Regions from separate parts of the Mus musculus genome. Here region 1 is linked to region 2. The links are chromatin loops, found by intact Hi-C in ENCODE. Cell type or tissue: left cerebral cortex. All regions are shown on one strand.

The links. Hi-C counts contacts between places; a loop is a spot of excess contacts. Peaks named below come from ENCODE experiments on the same cell type or tissue, not always from the same donor. Only the 100,000 strongest peaks of a DNase experiment are listed, where the experiment ranks them.
Region 1: a loop joins it to region 2, with 2.9 times the contacts of the local background. A loop is called at or near these places in 7 of 42 quality-filtered maps.

What each region holds. Positions count from the first base shown.
Region 1 is chr10:69,096,112-69,101,111 of GRCm38, reverse strand. No RefSeq gene overlaps it. Among named protein-coding and RNA genes, the nearest start is that of Gm33130, 8.7 kb to the right of the region's middle. In left cerebral cortex, no CTCF peak of the experiment used is centred here; a DNase peak (open chromatin) is centred at 2,764.
Region 2 is chr10:68,900,693-68,905,692 of GRCm38, reverse strand. No RefSeq gene overlaps it. Among named protein-coding and RNA genes, the nearest start is that of Gm32931, 80 kb to the right of the region's middle. In left cerebral cortex, a CTCF peak has its summit at 2,843 (motif pointing left); a DNase peak (open chromatin) is centred at 2,849.

The sequences.
Region 1 (5,000 bases), 200 kb before region 2:
ACTAACTGAAATCTTTTCCCGTGAAGACTTCTTCCTGATTAGGAAACTTGAATTTTGAACCCTTTCCCGGTGTCCCCAACAGACTTCTTTACTCCTTTAGATGGCTGTGTAAGACCTTCATATAGAATAACTGTGCGCGACAGCGGCCTTGCAGACAGCAAGACTGGTCTTGTTAGAACCTAGTGGGGAAACCCCCACTTAACTCCCGATTTGGCGTGCACCCAAGAATCACGAACAGACGACCATCTTGATGTAAATACATGAGGACGTTTAATTACGGAGCTCCGGACTGACATGTATCCCACACAGGAGATAACGGATGTCGGCCACGAGGCTCGAAAGCTAGGGGTTTTTATGGGGTAAGGGGCTTAGGGTTGTGGAATTCAGCATAGCGACACACTATTGGCTTATTTAAACATTAACAGAAAGATTACATGTCAGCAAAAGAGCATCAGGACTTTGTTCCTGTGGGCTGGGGGCTTATCTTTGCTCACATAGCAACCAGTTGATGTATGACTTTACCCGGCATCAAGGGGCAGTAGACAGAGGGGAGGTTCTGGCCAGGTGGTGTTGACCCAGACAAGATAGCCCTGTTATGTCCTCACATTCCTTTTTATCTTAAAGGTTAAGCTGTTCCCAGGAATGTTTTAACTACGGGGCATACCCAGGTTTGTTTTTCTTTTTTCTCAGCCCCAGGCAGCCTCTAGCTCACAAACAACCAGCAATTTCTGAGTACTTTATATGACTTACAGGTCTTGAAATTTCATCTTTCTTTCAGTCTCAGTAAAGATCTGGAGAAGAAAGCAAAACCACAAACTCAGGGGCTGGAGAGATTGACAGGGGCTAAGGGCACTCGCTGGCTGTTCTTTCAGAGGACCTAAGTTAGGCACCCAGCGCGCCAGCTTTAGTTATAACTTCCAGTATCTCTTGCTCCAGGAATCTGATGCCCCTCCCCTGTTTTTTACCTTCTTCATAGTCTTTGCACTCAGAAGTGCATAGGTCCATGTGCTCTCTCCCTCCCCCCCCACCTGCCTCCAACACCAACAACCTGAAAAGCAAAGTGTCTGCCCTTATTTCAGAAAATATATATATATATATATTTTTAATTTTGCAATTCGGACAGATTTCCTACAGCGGGATAGGATCTGTGCTGGCTTCAACAGAAGATGCGTTAACACAGAGTGGGACTTTAAATTGTTTGCATGACAAAGGCTGTAAATTATGCGAGGTGACTCAAATTATTCATGAGAGAGGAGCTCTTGATTTATGCAGCAGCTTTGTGTAAACTTCATTTGGGGCGGCGGGTGGTGGTGGGGTGGGATAAAAAGGTAAATCATTTTTCTATCCACTTGAATCTGAGGAATCTTTATCGAATCTGAGAAACTTTTTATCTTAAGTCATCCCTCATCTCAGCAAGCGGGTTTTTTGTTTTGTTTGTTTGTTTGTTTGGTGGCCTCAGTGCAAACCTTTACGCGAAGCAAAGCTCTTTCCAGAATCTGCGTGGGTGGACACGCATTCCTTAAACAGAGGTACCATGGGCCAACAGCTCTGTGCTAGGCGTGGGGATTCAAGGAACTGGCCTCTCTGTCTTCACGGGCGGTCTGTCTTTGGTAGTGTTTGGAGAGGTCCCGTGTTCAAAGAGGCAAACCAGTCCTGGTCTGCAAATGCTTTGCAACATGAAAATACAGGATATTCTTACAAAATGGAGTTACAGGACTTCATGATAAGTAAAACCAGGTCTCCCTTAAGGTAGATTTTTATCAGCAAGCCAGTAAAAATGATTAATAGAACTGGTTTGTTGTCTCAGTCCATTTTCTATAGGTAGTAGCATTTCTACGTATTCACACCCACTACAAACCATACCGAGGAGAACTATGACGGAGAGTACCCACTTCCGTAGGTCCATTTATTAAGTCCCTAACATGCTCACTGCATTGTATGAGGTTTTTGTAAGAGCTGTAAGTCATGCCAAGGTAACGCTAAGCAGTCACAATATTCTAGAAGCAAATGGCTGTCAGCCTTGTGGTGCAGAGACAGGCAAGGCTAAACCTAAAGGAGGAGGGTCATAATGGACAGTTGCCATGGACAGTAAATAGCTCTATTAAGTCCTATGTATTATCGTGTAGGAAATCTCATTAAATGCTGTGGCTTGTTATGTAAGGGAAATTTTGAATATTGTACTAGCCTGTAAGTAAGCAGCACATTATTGGCTTAAATTGCTTTATTTAATGGAAAGCATTATTAGCAGAGCAAGGATATTTCCCATTTCTTTTCATGTCCCCCCACCCCCTCTGGGGCTAATACTGTTTAGATACAATGAACACGTTAATGGTGCCCACCTAGAAGGCTCGTTTGAAAAACCACAAAGTATTGATTGATTCTTTGTAGGTTTTTATGCCTAATGAAAGCTGGTTAGAATCAACAACCTTAGCAACAATGTTGCAATCTCCCCACTGTTAAGAAAAAAAAAGAAAGAAAAAAGAAAAAAAAAAAAAAAAACAGCAGGGAGACCTTTTTTTTTTTTTTTTTTTTTTTTTTTTTTTTTTTTTTTTTAAAGCAACAGAGAAACGAAGCCAGTTAGAGGCAAATGAGCACTTTCCGACAATAAGATCTTCCAAATGAGTGTGTTTACATCCTTTCCTTAATCCCGGCTCTGAAGATCTCACAATGAAAGATATCTTCGTATAATGCAGACTGTTGCTAACACGAACACGATAATACAAGGCAGGGTGCCATCTGTTAGAAAATGCTGGAACCTCTCATTTTACTATTCTCGGGAGCCCATCATTACAGTTCTATTTATTTAAAATCTATATTCAAAATTCTAATGCTTCCCGCTTCATAATAAGGCTTTGGTGATGTGTCCAAAAAGGAAAAAAAAAAAAAAAAAAAAAAGAACTAAAACTGGTCACCAGACTGCTCTGTGTTTGTCATAGCCAGAAAATGTCTTTTTACAAAGGGCACAGGAGGAACCTGTACTATGGAACCCATCACATTAAAAACAAATCGGAGGAAAACGACTGACAAAAATCCTTGACCGACTTTATTGATTGTGAGTTCTGATCCATAGACAGGATGTTTAGCTTCCACACCAGAGGGCTTGGATTTCAAGGGATTCTGATGTCACAGTGCCTCTCTGGATCTCTCAGGCCGTGTGTGAACATTTCCCCCTCTGTGGTTGGGTGGCCTTTATCCCCTCCCCCATAGCATGATGTTTTGTCTGCTTGTATGTTTGAGCATCTCATGCACATGCCCAGTACCCATGAAGACCAGAAGAGGGCATGAGATGCTTCAGTGTTACAGATGGTTGTGAGCCACCTTGTGGGTGCTGAGAACTGAACTCAGGTCCTCTGCAAGAGCAGCAGCCTTTCCATCCCTGCTTACATGGAGGATGAGTGGATGCCATGAATGGATGTCGAAGATAGAGATGGAGGTGGGAGGGGCACCCGGGCCTTGCACAGGACCTCAGGAGTCATTTGGCCAAGGTCAGCCTGAACCCGAGAGGAGGCCAGGCTCACCGGGTTTCCAGAACAATGTTTTGTCCATTTGTGTCGCCACACCTCATATCACAACACTTCGTTCTACTTCTGAATTTTGGGTCTAAACTACGGAAGACCAACCAAGGCTCTCAGAACATGAGGTCTTGGGGCACCAAGGTAGGCATGGAGCCACCATTTGACAGTCTATTCAGAGAACTGTCTCTTCCCCTCTCAATCATGCTTAGGGCTCTTCTTCAATCGCATGCATGTGCACATTTGCATATACACATGTGCTAGTATGTGTGCGTGTGTCTCGAGGCCAGATGACAACTTGGTGTCACTCTGGATGCCCTCCTTTGAGTTTGGGTCTCTTGCTAGCCTGGGGCTTGCCAAGTAAACTAGCCTGGCATTAATCAGTCAGACAGAGCCATCCTCCTGTTGCAGCTTTCCGAGGGCTGGGGTTACAGACCTATAGTGACACACCTGAAGTTTTATACAACATTGGGGGTGAAAACCAGGTCCTCATGCCAATGAGACAGACACTTACTTTATCAACTGAGCCTTCTTCCTGGACCCACCCCTTGCCTCTTCATTCTTCTCCCCCAAAGTAGAAAAGAGAAGAGAATGTCTTTGTTCTCTTTGTCATGTTCTTAGAATGAAGTAATGACAAGGTACAGATGGTCCCTCTTGGTTACAGGGTTGGCACCTCTTTGTGTTACATTTTCTTCTTTGAGATGGTTAATGCTGTGCAGGTCAGTAGAATGGCAGAGAATTTAAGCCATCATCACCATCAGCACCATCACCATCATCATCACTTTTTCCCTTGGCTGGGTGTCATCGTGCCTTTGTATTCCAGGAACGAGTTACAGCGTCAGGAAAACAGCGTCACCATGCAACACACAAAACAACCCTGTTTTGTACCAGATGCATCCTCTTACTCTCCGAAGCTGCCCTTCTCACACACGCAGTTGTTTTTCACAGACTGAGGCTCCTGCGGTTGAATTTTGGGATGTGACAACGGGGTGTTCCAGTATACAGACGTCCAGGAGAGTCAGCGACTTGGCAAAGAGGAGAGCCACTGTACGGAGTGATGAGGATTATGGGTAAACACCAAGGCTGGACTGCAGCACGGTTTACGACCACGAATATTGTCCTCCATTGTAAGCAACAGACTTGGAGTAGCCGAATAGTCGGGAAACTGTGACTTTAATTTTTCTAATATCTCTTGCTCCACCGTCTGCTGGGTGTGTGTTTGAGCCACAAACGGTACCTGGAACATTATGGTGCTGTTCTTGGTTCCATCCTCAACATTCAGTTTTCCCCGACAAACGGCTTCCCAGTCAGTTAGAACCCGCCATTCCTTCTCACAGGATCCCAGGCCCGGTGCCCACCGTCGTCTGGAGAATCGCCCCCCACCGTCATCCCGAGAAGTCCCTGAGTTAAAGGATCAGGGATTGGACCTCATGACCTGTTATCTTTACACTTCCTGGTGTGAGGAGGCCGTTAGCTGAGGCAGGAGAC
Region 2 (5,000 bases):
ATATTAATTTTTCTATATTATTTTATACCATATAATACATATTATCATATATTAGAATATTAATATATTATCACATTATATATTAATACATATTTGGTATATATTAATATAATGTATAGTATATAATGTTATATAATATATAGTATATATTTATAATATAACATTAAATTTAATTTTTAAAATTTTATTCATGTTAATATTAATTATATAAAATTATATATTATATTTCTATTATTTTATATGAATATCATATAACTATAATATAATTAATATTAAATAAAATTTAATATAGAAATTGTATTAGAGGTTCATAGCTTTAGAAAGGCTGAGACCCACACTGCTTTAGGGGAATTAAGGAAATCTTAGAGAGAAACACTGGCGACATTGATCTTGGATAGTAAAATAAAGATCATCAGTCGAGGTCTTTTCTAAAAGGTCTTTTCTAAACCTGCTGTGCAGACATCACCGGGGGACTTGCTAAAATTATCAGGCACCTGCACCTTCGCTCGAAGATTTTTGGCTCAGTAGGGAGAGGGTTAAGGTCCAGGAAACTTGGAAATTAAATGCCCAGGTTACTCTAGTGTTTGCCAGAGGAAGTTTGGGGAGTCTTGAATGAAGTGGTGAATCCCACCACATTGAGCACTTATCCAAAGTAAGGTGCCGTGTCGAGAGTAGAGAGAACCCGGGAAAAGCAAGCTTCAGTAACGATTAGCATGCGGTGTAGGCCAGTGTCTGACAGCATTTGTCCAAGGACCGCGATGGAGGCACAGGCTTAGGTGACGCCTAGAATGGGAAGGAAGTTGAGATGTTTTCTAGAAGCTTCTAATGTGCTAATTAATTCCTCAGCGACGCTCCCAGGGGAGGTTTGCTTTGTTGATTTTTAGACGATATTTTCTTTGAACATCTTGTAGAGATATGGGTAGCCTTCAATCGCTGCCTAAAGCATCTCTGTTTCGTTGTTAAGCCAAGCCTGGCTTATTACATAAATGGACACAATTGCTCTCTGTGAAAAGCCGGACACTATTCAGAAGGAAGAGAGGGACATGCCCCGCGGTCAGGAGTGGAGTGGCTTTAGCATCTTTGCCCTTAGTAATAGAACGTAGTCTCGGAAGTCCAGAAGCTTGGTCATAATGCAAGCGAAACAAACCTTCCAGGCTGGTTTTGGTTTTGTCATTCGTATGGGTCTACACCCAGGCTCTCTCAGTACCGTCTCTCCAAGCGCGAGCAACAGCAGCTGGAAGGTGGGACAGATGCAGATTCTAGGTTTCTACCTAAAATCTCCTGAGCCAGAACTGTGGAGGAGGGGAAGTGATCAGAAGTCAAAGTGATGAAGGAAGGCAGCTAGCCATGCTTCAGATTCTTCTGATGGCCCTCAAGTCTGAGAAAGAGCCTCAAGCCCAAGAGAAACTCTGTCGATGCAGTAATACTGAAAAGGACTCTCAGTGAACAAGCCCTACGTATGTGCTCATTATACATGTATTACGGCCTTGCTATTGTTATTGGGTGTCAGAAAATCTACTCATCCACCAAAAGTGAGATTGATATTTGGTCTCCAGTGTTCGGGATACAACCCAGGGTCTTGCACATTTTAGGCAGTTCCTTTATCCTGAGCTATACTCCCAGGGTCTGTGATTCTTGTTGATTTTTTAAAAACAATTCCTATTGGCTCGAACACCAAGACAAACTACAAAAGCCAAGTCCTTTCATAATGTGGCCTACCTACATCTCTGGACTCTTAAACCTTCCCCAGCTGACCTCCATCATTCTGTCTTTCCAACAGCTGATTCTATCTTGTCTTTCTAGTTACTGCTCAAATATCACCATTTGACTACCTTGTTAAATTTACACACACACACACACACACACACACACACACACACACACATTCATTTGTGTATGCATGTGCATATGCATGCATGTATATGTATGTATGTGTATATGTATGTAGATATGCACATATGCATGTATGTATGTGTGTATATGTATATACATTATAGGTGCACATTCATGTGCAGTTATAGGTACCTCTGAGGGTAAGCTAGAGGAGGAAGGCCTCTGAGCACCCCTCTCTATTACTTTCCACATTATCTCTTTGAGATAGGGTCTTTCACTGAAGTTGGGGCAGAGCTGGCACCCAGCAAGCCCGAGCAATCCTCTTGCTTCTGGCCCTTACGGTACTGTGGTTATAGGTGCACATACAACCATGGCAGGATTTTCACATGGGGCATGGGATTTAAACTTAGGTCCCCTGGAAGAGCTGCAGGTTCCTTACCCACTGAGCCAGCTCTCAAGGCCTTACATATGCTTGTATTTATGTTCTTCACATTACTCACTGGCTTTCTTCGTGGCATACAAACCAATCGTGCCCAGTCCTTTGCTTATTTTCAAATCCATGCACGGTGTCATTGTATCTTCATGTCCTTCTGGGCCTTGCAATACTAGCAGACTTAACCCCATGTTTATTGGGTGACTTCCAGGCTGCAGCTGAAATCCAAATGAACACGATAAGTTAACAACTGAACTGCTGCTTTTTCTAGACACATGCCTTGCTGCAGGTTTTAAAAACGTAGATTACAATTATTCTTTCAATTGTGGGAACCTGAATGTTTTACAGGAAGTTCTTTAAGGGATCTTAAAATAGACTTGTCAAGAGTTGGCTTCAGTGTCAGAGCTGGCCCTGTGTTCATTTATTGGAAGGGAAATGCTGGAGCTCAAACAAAAAATCATAATGCCTTGTACCACATGAGATAAACAAACAACTGACTCTGAAATTTATGGTTTTACAGGTGTCTTGTTAGAGCTGGTTCTGGAAACAGAAAGATGAACCCAGACTCCGGTGCCATCTAGTGGTCATGTTAGTTCCTCTAGAAATAAACTCCAGTGCAATCCAGTGCTGGGTTTTTGACTCGTGGGAGGTTTTGTGCTTTTATGATGTGCATCTCAAGTATGAATTCAGTTGTATTAAGAATGATGCATGTTAGTAAATGCCCAGAAAATCTGTGAGCGCCAGCCCTCTTTGGAGTGTAGCATAGAAAAATGAAGATGTTGTGTAAATAATAATTACCACAGGTTCATATAGCTGTGTGATACCTAAGACGTGGGCCCATATTTATTGCAGATACCTAGAGGCAAAGAGAACTTCTGAATCCTGGCCAGCTATGTCACCATTTGAATATGGAACATTTGAATATGCTCCCTAAGGGAGGGATATGCTTGTTGTGTTGAATGCTTCCTCCTTAATGCTGGCTTTGGGAGATTCTGGGAAGATGAGTCCTGGTTGAATGAAATCATCGGATATGAAGACATTTCTTATTGCCAGGTTACTCCCTCCCTCTTTTCTGCCTTCTGTCCACCATGAGATGAAACACTTCCGTTTTACCACAGCATGCCCGTGACAGCTACCCTGATGCTCTGCAGAGCAGCAGCTGGGGCCAGGGTTGGAGAGAAGCAACCATGAATAGAACACTCAGAAACCATGAGCCAAACATACCCATCTGCCCCCAAATTGTCTCTACCAGGTAATTTGGACCACAGTGAGGTCAAAAGTAATAGAGAGTATTAGATGATTCAGGCTCCGAGGTATTGTCAACAGAGGACTGCCCACCTAACACAGTTATTTATCAAACATCTCATGTCTGTACAGAGCAGCTTCCACACCTCTGGCTGCACAGGTAGTTTTAGGTTTGTCTCAGCTACCTAGAGTCCTTTCTTGCTCTTGCCATCGACTTGGTGTGGAGCCCTTTGCAGAAGACAGCTGGGTCATTCTTTGGAGAAGCCTTGGGGTCACTCTGTGATATTACAGACCACAACCCCCAATATCTAGTGAGAGGAGTTCGAGATGCATCTGAGACAGGGTCATGTAGGTGTAATATTAGGCAAATTAGATCCAAATCTTGAGAGTGACACCCCCTGACTTCTCTGCTGATGTCAACTTTTCTAATTTGTGTGGTAGCTTTTCAGACATTTGCCTCCCAAGCCTTATGAGGATTAAAAGGGATAATGACATATCTAAATCGCTCCATCTGAGTGCCCAATACATGAGAAGTGAGCCACTTACCTCTGATCTCACATGGTCTAAAGAGCACCTCTTATTTCTAGCCTTCCATTGTGGCGCTTCCTGTTTCCCTTTGCTCTCTGTAATCCAGTTGTACCCACGTTGAAATACTTAACATTAGAGATATCCAAAAACCCGGATGACTTGACAGTACCTATTCATGGCAGGGGACAAGGAACATTTAGATATTTTGGAAATCCATTGTTATAAAGCTGCAAGAATCACCCAGGAAATGAAACCAAAAGTCAGCTTACATGAGACCAAGCCATATTTTCAGTGTCATAGAACAACCATCCACGCACTAACTGTAGCACACCACACACCAAAAGCACTCTGCTCTGAGAATTCAGTGAACCCACATCCTGGCTCCAATCTCTCATTCTGAGAGTATAGTTTCTCTGTTAAGTTAATGAAAAACAAGCTCATGAGACTTGGATTCTGTTCCTTAATTTGAAAACAGTGTCCGAAAAAGCTTGGGAGACGGCTTGTTGATAAATTCCAAATGATATTCTACCCTAAGCCGGTAATAAAATGATAGTGGTGGTGGGAGACGCTGAGACACAAACATATTTCTATTTGTCTCTAACGAATCACGGAGTCTTCAACCCTATTTATTCATTCGCCTCCCAGTAGCCCCCCAATTTCAGGCCAAATCCTCACAAAGAAAAACACTGTGGACTGTGTGTCATAATCACATCTGCCCTTGGAACACAGGGTTCTATTCCCCAGATATTAGACTGAGATGGGGAAAGTCATCTTATTATCGAAACTGCTTCTCTGATTCTGTTCTTCCCTCTTAACAAAAAAAAAAAAAAAAAAAAAAACTCAGGCAGCTTGGTTGGATTGTGGCAAACCTGTGTTACCCAAGTCCCCTGCAAGTGAAGAGATCTTTCTTCTCAGCTGTCTGCCTTCTGTTCATGGGCTATGCTTATGTGATACCCAATCT